Regions from separate parts of the Homo sapiens genome. Here region 1 is linked to region 2. The links are chromatin contacts, found by Hi-C or POLR2A ChIA-PET in ENCODE. All regions are on one chromosome and are shown on one strand. The core of a region is the stretch at or near the end of the contact, and the rest is flanking DNA. Distances in the headings are between cores, read along the strand shown.

What was found. A loop is a pair of places that touch in the nucleus more often than their neighbours do. ChIA-PET counts read pairs that join two places held with the same protein, here RNA polymerase II (POLR2A). Pooled maps may share reads with other maps.
Region 1: a loop to region 2 is called in a map with no recorded cell type, with 12 times the contacts of the local background. The contact joins the promoter of AKT3 here to the promoter of FH in region 2. A Hi-C loop is called at or near these places in 2 of 37 single-sample maps with no recorded cell type and 9 of 50 pooled maps. POLR2A ChIA-PET finds 5 or more read pairs at or near these places in 1 of 52 experiments (activated naive CD4-positive, alpha-beta T cell).

Annotation. Positions count from the first base shown.
Region 1 is chr1:243,847,301-243,853,284 of GRCh38, reverse strand. AKT3 (AKT serine/threonine kinase 3) reads left to right here and starts at 3,042. Exons shown (of 14, transcript NM_005465.7): 1 at 3,042-3,245. RefSeq lists an enhancer at 3,633-4,133.
Region 2 is chr1:241,517,478-241,524,264 of GRCh38, reverse strand. It overlaps FH (fumarate hydratase), which reads left to right and starts at 4,510. Exons shown (of 10, transcript NM_000143.4): 1 at 4,510-4,674. The coding sequence starts at 4,543. RefSeq lists silencers at 4,396-4,525, 4,348-4,630, 4,806-5,075 and an enhancer at 4,136-4,732.

The sequences.
Region 1 (5,984 bases), core at 1,793-4,292, 2.3 Mb before region 2:
GGGTGACAGAATGAGACACTGTCTCTAAAAAAAAAAAAAAAAAAAAAAAAAAAAAAAAAAAAAAAAACAAAGAAAAAGAAAAAGAGGTCCAAGAGAGTTCCCTCACTCTTTCTAAAATGTGAAGACACAGCAAGAAGTCACCACCTACAAACCAGGAAACGGAACCCTCTTTAGACACCAAATCTGCTGGTGCCATGATCTTGGACTTCCCAGCCTCCAGAACTGTTAGAAATAAATTTCTGTTCTTTATAAGCTACCTAGTTGATGGTATTTTGTTATAGCAGCCTGAATGGACTAAGACATTAGATGCTCTGAAATTCTAAATATCCTTCCAGTTTTAGTTACTCCCAAGAAATGGGGGAAGTACCAAGAAATAGCTCAGTATCAAACTTAGTCATTGGTAGTAAAGAAGAATGAACATTTTTCTTAAAATGAATAAATAACTAATACTGAGAAATGTTAATCTTAAGAATATTTGGTGTAATAAAGAATGAAGGCTTTCTTTGCAAAATTTAGGAGGGACATTCCCAGGGATGAACATGCTGGCTGCACTCCATATTACTGGATGTGATAACAAAATAGAGAAGAAATCTGCCACACACTCTGTATGGAGTACCGACATACCACAATCGGCAGATTCTACCAAATTCATACCGGCATAGTCTAAGAGAAAGAACAACGTTATTTAAATAAATAATATCCCTAATCAATAGTAATTCAATAACAAAATCAAACATGCTTTTATTATGGAAACTTATGAAACTACTATAGTCCACAAGCAAAAATTGAACAGAAATAAAAACTTATAATTCTTCAAATACATGAAGCCGAGAGTATATAATCCATTCTCACATACTGAATTTTAGGGTTTAATCCACCTAAGATTTAATGCAATCTGACCAGACTGGGAGAAATATTTTGAGGTAGTATGGCTCATAAGACACATTCAGTTCTTGTAAATATATTGATGTTAAATTTGGGAACAAATGAACATCTCACTGATAAGAGATATCTAGTAATTCAGTAATTCCGGATACTCTGACTCTCAAAAGTTAAGTATTTAAAGTTTCAGACACTCTTTTTAGTGCTGGTGTCATAAGGGACTATTTTCTTAAAAATAAAAAGCAAGTTGGGGTACTATGGAATAAAAATATGACCTATTTTTGTGTTTTACAGCAAGAAACCTGTAACCCAATAATTTTACCAATAGTGACTGTGAGAGGTCTGATAATTATGGGAATACATTATGTATATTTTATAGATACAACGAAAATAGGACAAAGTCTGTTTATTCATCAGCTCATAGCATGCTGGGAAATATGGGAAAAGGGGAAAGGCATGGTGCAGGACTTTCTCTCAGACGGACTGTGTTATCTTAAAATGGCAAATTTTGCTCCAGGGTGGTCAGGGAGACAAGTTTCCCTTACAAACGGAGAAAACTGACTTTTTTAAAAAACCCTTTTATTTGGTTTCCTACTCCTGTCCACAATCCCAACAGATGCACAGTTCATAAAAGATGTGAACCTGGAAGTATAAATATTAATACCACACAGTACATAAATACCAGGGGGCTACAGTATAAGAAAATGACTACCATAAGAGAGTTGTCAAGACATAGAAAAGCAGAGAATGAAGTGCATGTCAGGAGGAGGAACTCTTCTGCAGAAAGAAGCCACAGACATTAACAAAAATGTTGCAGTGGGAGAAAGTAACAGGTACATCAACAAGGCTAGAGCCACGTGGCGGGATAATAGGGATGCTGCCCAGGTGTTTCCAGAAGCGATAAAACTTGTAAACTTTTATAATTTTCTGAAGTGCGCTGCATGGTAAAATATGGTCATTGTGCAAAAAAGTTGTCCCCAATGCAGTCTCAGGAGTCACTGACTTCAAAATAAAGAAACGGTCTCTTCGTAGTAAATGTAGTACCTCGTGGCTTTCCCAAAGTCATTGAAAACGAATATCCCTAAAAAGGGTGTGATTTCAAGAGTGAATTACGATCCGCCCGCAATCTGTGTACCGTGTGTGGACGAATGCTTGCAGCGAGCGGTGCGGAAGGCTGTTCAGAGAGGTGTTTTTGGTCTGCCGTGGTCTCCTGGGATAGTCAGGAATGATTCTTGCTACGGGCTGACCCGGGTTCCCTCTTCCCCGAGGTGCAGGGGGTGGGGTCGGCTTCTGGACTGCTCCGCGCTCTCCGGTCCCTACCTCATTGGGCACCGCCCACTTCGTGGGCTTCCAGGTGCGAGCCCTCGCGCCGGGCCCATCTCCCCAAGGGGCCGCGGCGGACTGGAGGAGACGCCCGGGGCCTGGCGGCGCGCGCGTCCGCGGCCAGGGCGGGTGGGCGGATGCGCCGAGGAAGCGGCTGGGCGAGGAGCCTCCGCTCCCGGGCCTCGGGTGCCCGCCAAGGGCCACGCGGGCGAGGGGGAAACCCAGAACTTCCCGCCCGGGAGCGACTGCCCCCGCTCCCGGCTCTGGCTGGCTAGGGGGATGTTCTCGCGAGAGGAGAGGGGGCGCGGGGCACCGCTGGTTTGGGGGCGCGGGGAAGCCTGAGGACGAGGGCCGGGCAGGGAGGGGAGCAGAGGCGGCGGGCAGGGCCGGGGACGCGGGGAAGCCGCTCCCGCCAGTCGCCGAGAGCCAGCCCCTGACGTCAGGAGTTTTCCTCAAAGTCAACAACAAGCCCCGCGGCGACGGCGAGAACCGATCGGCGGCGGCCCCGAGCGGGAGGAAGGAGGGGGCGGGGAGGCGGCGGGGGGTCCCCTCAGCGAGGCGCAGCCCGGGAGGAGGCCGCAGAACCCCTCCCCGCGCCGGGCGCGCCCCGGGGCCCAGAGCCGCCGCCCCGCCGGCGTGACCCGGCCCCCGCCCGAGCGGTGTTTTCTGGTGATGAATTTGTAGCCGATATCCGATTCCCATGTAGAGTCTCCGCCTCCTCCTCTCCCCGCCGCCGCCCTCTCTCCTCCCTCCCCCTCCCGCCGCCGCCGCCGCCGCCGCCGCCTCCCGCTCCAGCTCCGCGGCCCGGCCCGGCCGGCTCCCTCCCTCCCTCCCCTGCAGCCCTTCGCTTGCCCTCCCGCCGGCCGCACCGGGCTCCAGGAGGCCAGAGGCTCTGTGGGGTGGGGGGAGGACAGGAGGGGAGGAGGAGGGAGGGGGGACCCCCGAGTCGCCCCCTCTCCTCCCCCCGCCCCCCCCCGGCTCCATCCTCCGCCGCCGCCCGAGCAGCTGCGGGGCCGCCACCGCCGCCGCCGCCGTTGCAGGTAACAGCCACCGCCCCCAACTCTAGCCCCCTCCCCGCCTGGCCTCCACTCCCTCCGGGCCCCGGGCCCCGGTCCGCCCTCCCTGCCTCCCTCAGGCGGGGGATGGCGGCGGGGTGGGGTGAGGCGGGGGCTTCTGGGTTGTCACCGCGCCGGGGGCGTGGGCGGGGGCTGGGTCACCGGAGGCTTCGGGTGTGGGTGTGGAGGCCGGGGGATGCCCAGCGCGGTTGACACCGACACCCCCCGCTTTCCGGGGAAAGCTGGGGGGCGGCGGTGCGCAGCGGGCCGGGGGAGGGGTGTTCCCGGCCTAGCGGTACCGTCTGTGTCTGGGCTGCCCCGGCCCGGCGCCTGCTGTCTGCGCAACTCTCGCTCCTTCCCCTCGCCCCTCCCCGCCCGGGCCGCGCGGCGTGGGGAGGGGGCGCCCGCCTGGACCGGGGGCGGCGGCGAGGTTATATAACGCGTGGAGCGCCGGTGTCAGTGTGTTTGGGTTGGGGGGAGGGAGCCGTCTGCCGCGCGCCCTGGCGCTGAGGCTGTCTGCGCGTGGGGTGGGGTGAAGGCGAGGATGCACAGGCGTCCCCGGGGTCTCCTTCCTTCCCCCACCCTTCCCCGCCACTGGCGCGCAGGAAAAGACGGCACTGGTGGGGTGGGGGGGGGGGTGTGTGTGTGGGAGGTGGGTAACGTGCTTGTCTGTGTTTTTAATAGTAGTGGGGTTTTGATCCGCTTGGGAGTTGTGTGCTAAGAATAGAAATGTGCGGAAGATGCTGGGTTTGGCTGATCCAGTGATGCTGTCGCTGCTGGCGGCGGCGGCAGCTCTGGCTGCAAGTAAACAGACCAGCCTCTTCCTTGTCCACCTCCTCCGGCGCATCGGTCCGCATCAGCCATGATGCCGGTGGGGCCCTTCAGAGCCCAAAGTTGAAGCCTAGCTGGTTGCTGTGTTGACCCTGACGCCGAGGCGGGGTCACCATCCCTTGTTTGGGATTTCCCGGGAATCTACAGTTAGCCTAGAGATAAAGAATCTCGTTGGGGCCAGGTTTTTCCAATACCGGTATTTACTGTTTATGTTCTGAAAGCAGAGGAAATGCTTACCCACAAGTCAAAGCTGGGATGCTCACATTTCTTCCATCAAAATAATGTTGTTATGAAAATAAAACCAACTCATTTCACCAATGTGGCATTTTGGTTGAAAGCCTGGTAGTTTGCAATTGATGAAGTTTCCAAATAGAAAGTCAACAGTGAAACCTATGCATCTATATTGGGTAATTTCTAGCCATAATAAAGTGTTCACACTTTGATTTTAGTTGAGGCTAAAGTAAAAAATAATGGCTTTTTGTAGTTAATACATTGGCAGTTGTCTCAACAGTTTAGACATGTGTTCCGTATTTGGTAAAGCATGGTCATATATGTCTTTTAGTAGAACTATACATCACTAGGCAACCACTGGGTTTTGTCAGTGGTTGAAGCTGACAAATGAGTGAAACTCATTGGTTTAGGTTATGTATTTACTTAGGAAAACGAAGGTGGAAGAGTCTAATAAAGATGGTGTAGGAAATGAAGATTAGTCTTCAGAACTTGAGTATCACTTGCAAAATATGTATAAACGAATACAAACATTCCGGGGGTGGTTGTCTAAAACATGAAAATATTTTATAATTAAAATAGCAACTTATTACTAAGTTACTAGTTTTCCAAGGTTTATGACTTAATGCACAATTATATGCAAGATATATATCCGGACTGTAATTGTTTTCCTTTTGCCAGTACATTATCTTGACTTGGAAAGTTTACCAAGGAGATAGTACTTGAAAGTTTACAGGGAGATGGTACTTGAAGATCTTTTTGTTTTCCTTACTAGGGTTGACCCCAATATCTTTGATTGGCTTGAGGTTCCAGTTTTAAAGTGAGGGAGGACAAATATTACATGAATGAGACTGTTGAAATTTAGATGAATGTAGGGTTTTAGTTTTCAGTTGTGTATTTGCATTGTGGTTTTGCAGCATGTTTTCTTACAGCGTTTTAAAAATAGTCCAAAGTAATCCTGCAAAAATTGTGAAATTATTATTTGTATTCATTTGGTTTTCTTTCCATAATTATTACTGGAGTGAATTGTTTTCCAATTTAAAATTAATTTTTGGCTTAATAATCTTGACATCGACTCTAAATTGTATATGTCAGAGTACTTTAAGGTTTTGCTTTGGACTTTTTAAAAATTAATTTCATAGCTGTAAAATATTTTAAATAAGATTATATTTAACAAATACTGGAGTGTGAACTGTGTGCTGGTTTAATTAAAAACTTTTAATATTTACATTTCATTCAGAAAATCACTGTCAGAAGGAATCTGTTTTCAGAATCACTGCAAATCTAAATAAACGTGTTGATTAAACTTACTAGGGAACAAATGGACTTAGCATAGAGACTTGTGGAAAGTAAGGACTTATTTTTTAAGCTGTAGCTTTTGATGTAAACATCAGAAATTTTCTCATAAAAATTCAGTGGAAATTTCCAGCTATCTGGGTTTCTTTAAAATGAGGAACCTGTTTTACAAATTGATTTTGTAGAAGTTTAGCCTTTACTTAAACTTTGTGTATTTTCGTGAAAAGATAGCTATGTTTTCTTTTGTTATTATATCTTTTAGTTCAAGAATTTGTCCTTGGGAAGGTAAGGCAATCACTGTTAACAACTTGTTAGTTGGATGCTTAGCATGATTTGATAGGAGCTTGTCTTTATAGTGTGATTAAGTTT
Region 2 (6,787 bases), core at 3,261-5,760:
CAGAAATCACCACTAAAAAACTTATCCATGTAGTCAAAAGCCACCTGTTTCCCCAAAACTATTGAAATCAAAAAAGAGAGTAAAAATATGAATAGAAAATAGGAATAGAAATGAAATATTTAAATAAAATAAGAATGGATCTTATACTCCATAACATGTCATAAGGTCAGTGTATTTACTCAACACTCTGTACCTGAGGTCCCACTATATTTTTAAAAATGAATTAAAGAGGAAAGACTATTTAGGAGTGAGCCCTGAGGCCCTTCCCTATTTATAAGTGAAAATCTGTCAAAGAACAGTGTGAAGGAATAGGTAGTGAAACAAAGTGGAAGTTTGGGAGAGGGAAATACGGAGACTTTGATATTTCAAAGAGCGAGAAAGAGGTATTTCCAAGGAGAAGGGGTGTCAATTGTGTCAATGCTGCTGCAAACATAGGAAACTAATTGTTCATTGTATTTGCACCTTGCAGGTCACTGGTGACCCTGGAAAGGGCAGTATGAATGGAGTGACATGTACTGAAGGCAGATTGTAATAGGATGAAGAAAGAATGAGAAGTGAAGTGAAGATGGTGATCAAATATGTCCTGGAAATGAGGAGGGAGTTGAAGTGGGATGCAAAGTCAGAGCAGCTTTTGTTTGTTTTTAACATGAGAGCTGAGACAGCAAAGTTACAGTATTAACTTATTCTATGGGTCAATTAAGAGAAATAACCAGACAAAGTAAGAAAAAGAGTGGGTAGTGTCTCTGAGGGGTAATGGAATCCAGCACATTGAGGAATTGAAGTTTTTCTGGAGAATGGAGAGAGAGGTTGGTTAACTTTCTGAGTTGGTAATTTTAGTGTTTTGCAAAGTTTCTGTACGTGCACTTAGTCTTAGGAATAAAAAAGTTCTGCAAGACATCCAACCTAAACAGTCATCACCCTTGCTACCTCTCCGCCACTTATCCTTGCACAGAGGCATCCCTTCCAGTTCCTGGGTATATACTTCCACATCTCTAAAGATTACCTCTTGGTTTTTATTTCTGTCTGTCCAGTTTATGGTTTTAGGTATTAGATCATGACTTCTCACTACTGAAGACGAAGATTAATGTTTTTTTTTTCACCGTGTCTGAATCTCTCCAAACTTCTACATTCTTTCCATCTCCCCATCCTTTCAGTATAGTTACATCAACATTTCAGTTAGATCAATATTCAACGTTTGATTTATTATAACTATGGCCATTCAAATTTGATAATGATTATTTTCCCTTTTCTGCAAAATACAACTATCTTTATTTGTCAGTTTAATAACTGTCATGCTTTTTCCCTTTGGTTACTTTTCTAAGACTTATAAATGTAACCCTCAAACTCTCCCCCAATCAGCTAAATTCCTTCTCAGTATATTCAAGGCATTAGCAATTTTATCTTTTTGAGTAAATCTATTCCAGAGGCTGTGACCTGCTTCCATCTGAGATGGTTGCTCTCTAAGGTAAGTGCACAGCTGTCATAGCCTCCTCCAGGCAATATGCCACATCTGTCTCTTGTGTCGAAGACCCTATTTTCTAAGTCCATAATTTCCTCTTCCTTTGTTTACTCCTAGTTACGGTGGAGCACTTACTTGAGGCGTTTTCTTGAAAAGTGTAGATAAGAAGTAAATTTTTTGACATCTTGATCATGTGAAAACATTTTAATTCTCTTCACACACTTGATTTCTCTGGGTATAGAATATAAAGTTGGAAATAATTTTCCGTTAACAATTTGAAGACATCATTCAACTGCTGTCTGGCTTCCGATATTGTTGTTGTGAAGTCTAAGGATTTCTAATCCTTTGCTTATTTATTTTTCTCTCTGAAAGATTCCAGTCTCTTCTCTTTGCCCTTGGTATTCTAACATTTCTTGTTGACATAACTCATTCTGGCTAGTTCATATCTGCTAGTTCTACAATATATTTTTCTGAATTTATTTTTTTAAGGTTTATTCCATTTTTTCCTAATGTTTCCCCTACATTATTCACATGTTGGACATACTGAACTGTTTCTCTAATTTTATTTACTTCTTTTATTTTCCTTCTCTTTGAATATTTGCTCTACTTTCTGGGAGACTTTTATGGGTGTATCTTGCAAATTTTCTGTTAAGCTTCCTCTAGGAAACCCACTGGTAATCTCCCAGGCTGGGAGGTATCCTAAATTAGAATTTGCAAAAGTCTTTAGTTTGAATAAGGAGAACATTTTGATTGATACAATTTGAACCTCGCAATCAATTTTGTCAGCCAGGTGTTGAGATTTAGAACACAGGCAAGAGAAAACCATTGCACTTTTCCCTTGTCCCTCAGCAGGACACCAATCACATCCCCTACCTTAAACAGAAAGCAAAGTAAAACAAACAAGAACAAACCAGGCAAGCATCAACAAGAAGAAAGCAGGTCAATATTATTATCAGACAAGTCCAAAGTTAAAAAAAAAAAACCCAAACTCTAAGCAAAGTAAAAACATTATTTCAAATAGATAACATAAGTCATTCTAAAATGAAGATATCTAGCCTTTATTAAAGGCTTTATGTACGTTTTATTACGAATTAATAAAAATAAATTAGCTAAGTTAATATTTCCTAAATTTTAGTCATTTATATAGCATCTTCATATTATACTGAATATTTTACTTCAAATAAAATGAATAATTAAAAATGGAACTTCATATTACTACTGCAGATAGAAAATCAGTTTCACTAATAAATCGAAGTAAAACACACAAATAAATATGTGGATGTTCCTGGGCATCAATTTTTCTCTTCTATGTACAGGAATAATAATAGGACCTATCTCATAGGGTTGTTTTTGAGTGTTCCAAGAATTAATACATATAAAGTGCTTTGAAAAATTCTAGAACATAATATGTGTCATAGGTAATTTTTAAAAGGGATTAAAATAACCTATTTATAAAAAGGCTATTAATTTGGGTTTTGAAAAGTTAAACTGTATGGTAGAAATAAGAGACATGCTCGAAACAAAAATGAAACAAAAAATAAAATAAAATGAGAAATATACAGCAGGCAAATAATAGCCAATATGAAATTGGTAGAGAAATATCAATATTAAAAAAAGTTTAAAAGGACAAGCAACAATAACAATAAAGAGGGGCACCACACAATGAAGAAAGAGATGATCTATGAAGAAATGATAAACATATGTTCATTAAATAATTTTGTGTAATAGCAAAGAAAAATGTTCTTTATTAAGAAACTGGATAAATAAAATATTTCATATTCATGTGATCCAATATGATTAATTTTAAAAGATCATGGCTATATCTTAAAAGCATAGAGTTCAATTATGCAACAGTAAAACTTTAAAGTAAAATATTAAAACCATTGTTTGTATATTAGTGTATGAAGCAAAAAATACACAGAACTGAAAGGATGCATCAAAATAATGATATACACAATAATGATACCTGCTGGGAAGGAGGAGAACAAAAACAAAACGTCATTCCATTATTAGCAATGTTTTAAAGAATTTGCATTCAGTTTTCTAGTGTGTTTTGATTGTAGTTCAACTATTACAATCTCATTTGAATTTTTATATTTTAAATATGTGTCAAATTTATAAGTCACAAAATAACATAATGTTACCAAAAGGTTTGGCAAGTTTGTAAGTTTGACTCATAAATTTGGCTTTGCAGGTTCTGGACTTTTGATTTTAAGAACATCCGATCGCTCTCTCTTTACTGTCATCTGGTTCCAAGCAATAGAAAAGAGAAAAGATAAAACTGTGGTTCAGATGCAATTTTATATCAATTCCTGCTTTTCTGTAATCAACTATTATATTAAAACAATATGCCTTTAATTTGAAAATGTATAAATTAGCTATGCAAAAAACTGGGAGAACGATATACAAATAATAAAAATTCCGAGGTTCCCTATAATTGTGTACGTCTTCCACAATACATTAAAAAAAAAAAAAGAGTTCTGAGGGTATAGGCTAAGAAGAGAAAGGAAACGGTAGCGATCTCAAAATGATAAGTTAAAAGAAATAAGTAAGTAGCTTATTTTTCAGTTGTGGGATTATGAATAATTACTATTTCATTATCTACACTTTGCTGCACTTCCCAAAATTTCTACACAGAAGATACAATCTGGAAGAAATGAAGAAAGATTTCAGTAGTAAGAACGTGTAATGAGTGATTACATGATAAATAAAACAATAAATATTTCTTTCTAGGATATTTCACCAACCAAACACGACCTGATTCACCAACTAATACTCCCGCCTTCTAACAGCCACACGTAAAAATCAGACCGGCTCCAAGAATAACCTGAGCCTCCTTTCCCATAATTCCCTTCTTTCTAGTTTCCCATGAATCCGAAGGCCTTACACCCCACACTACTACTAGAAAGTTAACCCGCCCCCTCATTCTTTACTGGTCATTCACGATTGGTCCTGCCCCACCTGTCGGTGTGAGGCTGTTGATTGGATAAGAGCGGAGGCCGGTGGGCGGAACGGTTTCTGACAACCGGCGTGGAGGCGTGGCCACAGCCGCCCAGAAATTCTACCCAAGCTCCCTCAGCACCATGTACCGAGCACTTCGGCTCCTCGCGCGCTCGCGTCCCCTCGTGCGGGCTCCAGCCGCAGCCTTAGCTTCGGCTCCCGGCTTGGGTGGCGCGGCCGTGCCCTCGTTTTGGCCTCCGAACGCGGCTCGAATGGTGAGCGCAGGCCGCCATCCCCCGGCCTCCCCGCAGTGACCTTCAGCCCTCCTGCCTGCCGGCCTGGGCGCCCGCGACTTGGCGGGAGAGATTCCCCGGGCGTCCGGGCCGCGCCAGACTCTGGGCTTAGCGCCCGTGCCGGCGTGGCGGGCCTCCCGGCCTCGGGACGCCTCTTCCGGCGCAGGGATGGAGCCGCAGCCCGGGAGAGCGCTTGGGGAGGGACGGGGGCTGTCAGAGAGGGTCCTACTGGGCCCGCTCCCGGCGCCTCCTCGGAGCCGTCCGTGGCGGGCCGAGGCCGGGGCGTTTTGAGGTAACTTCGCTGCTGCTGGCGCGCAGGCCCCCAGCCCCGGGGCGCTGCCCTCAAGGACAGTGCCGGCGTGGGCGGAGGGTGCTGGGAGAGGGGCAGCTCCCGCACCGTCCTGCCCCATAGCTGGGCCTTGCTGGCCGGACACTGGCCGCCTGTGCATCTAGTGGTTTCTGAACTGTGGTTTGTTTCGCCAAGGGGCACTGCACTGCTTTCAGGCCCTCCAGGTGGGGTAGAAGGTTCTTCGAAGATTTTACTTCCTTTGAAATTGCATGCTCAGTTTGTTAGGCTGACTATGGTTTCCCCCGTAATTGTTGTAAAACTCTTCAATTCCGAATACCGCGGGCATAGTGTTCTGAAGCATGTTTGAGCAGATTGGCTAGGAGCTGAATCGGTACTTTTTATTCAGAAAGCCAGCTAAGAACTTAAAGATCCAAGTTCAGGTTATGACATGCTTACGTAAGTCATTTTGCTCTTTAGAGTGTCATCTTTAGGAATGCAGGCTTTTAAAAAGCTTTAAATACATATGTATATTGTTAGGAAACGTTTGAGAAATGATAGTTGAAGAGTTACAGTTCTGCACTGGTGTAGCATGAGGTTTGCAATCTAAGAGATGTGATTTCAAATCCGTATGCAAAGTTGAAATACTTACAGCTACTCAGCAAAACTGCACATGTGAAAATACCATGTAGCGAGTGCTCATTAAATAAGTGCCCCATCTAGGGTATTTCAAAGGGCCAGTACTTTTTCTGGACTCTAAACTTCAAGATAATTTGATTGGGTCACTATACCTACGATATACAACTATACTACAGAATCAGAGATGTTTTGTATTCCTCGAACTCCCTGCTCGAATAATTTTAGGGCATTTTAAAACCTTTACATATTTTTAAATTTATTTATTGTTTATTTAGTGTTTTGTAAAGGGAAGCAGACTGGAGAACTTCTGAATCTATCCTGTTGATGCAAATGTCAAAAAATAGCAGCACTACTTTGCTCTTAGAATTGTAATGTTAGCTAAAATCAGATGGAGGTAGTTTTTGTTTTTTCTAGTTCTGGTACTTTTTGCCCTCTAACCATTCTCAGGTCCAAAATCTCTGTTGGTTTTGTTAAAAGTTCTTCCTGTTGCTAATGTTGAGAATTTCACATAACCCTTGATGCCCTAAGGTACCTTTTATTTAAAAGAACACATACAAATTCATTCAATAGAAAGATACTGTTTATTGAGTGCCTTCCACTTACCAGGCCCTGTAAATAAGACAGTCCCTATGGGGATAGGGTTTTACAGGCAGTGTTTTATTCTTGTCTTTAGTGGAGATTAAATAAGCAAAGCAGTTAAATAAGCAAATAAATCACACATGAATAATTAGTGTGATCATTGATTATTAAAAATGCATTAAAAAGTGCATTGAGAATGAGAATATTTAACAGGCAGACCAACTGTGATACTGACTTGGTAGCATGATGGCATATATATAGTGTTTATATATGTAAATAATGTTTATACATTTCTTATATAAATGAATATACATATGTAATATATGTGAATAATGTTTATATATAAATAATGTTTATAAATTTCAAATAATCATTCTTAGACCGTTTTCAAAAGTTCCCAGTAAAATAAGCATTAAACTAAGTACATTGAATTGGCCAAATCTTGACCAGTAATAAGCATACTCTTGAAATGGAAAAGATTACTATTTGTATTTCAAAGTCTTTATGTTTATCACCAGCATAGTATATTAGTTCTACAGTCTGTCTTTAAAGCCTGAATTAATAAGTTTGTGTGACAAAGAGCTCTCAAGG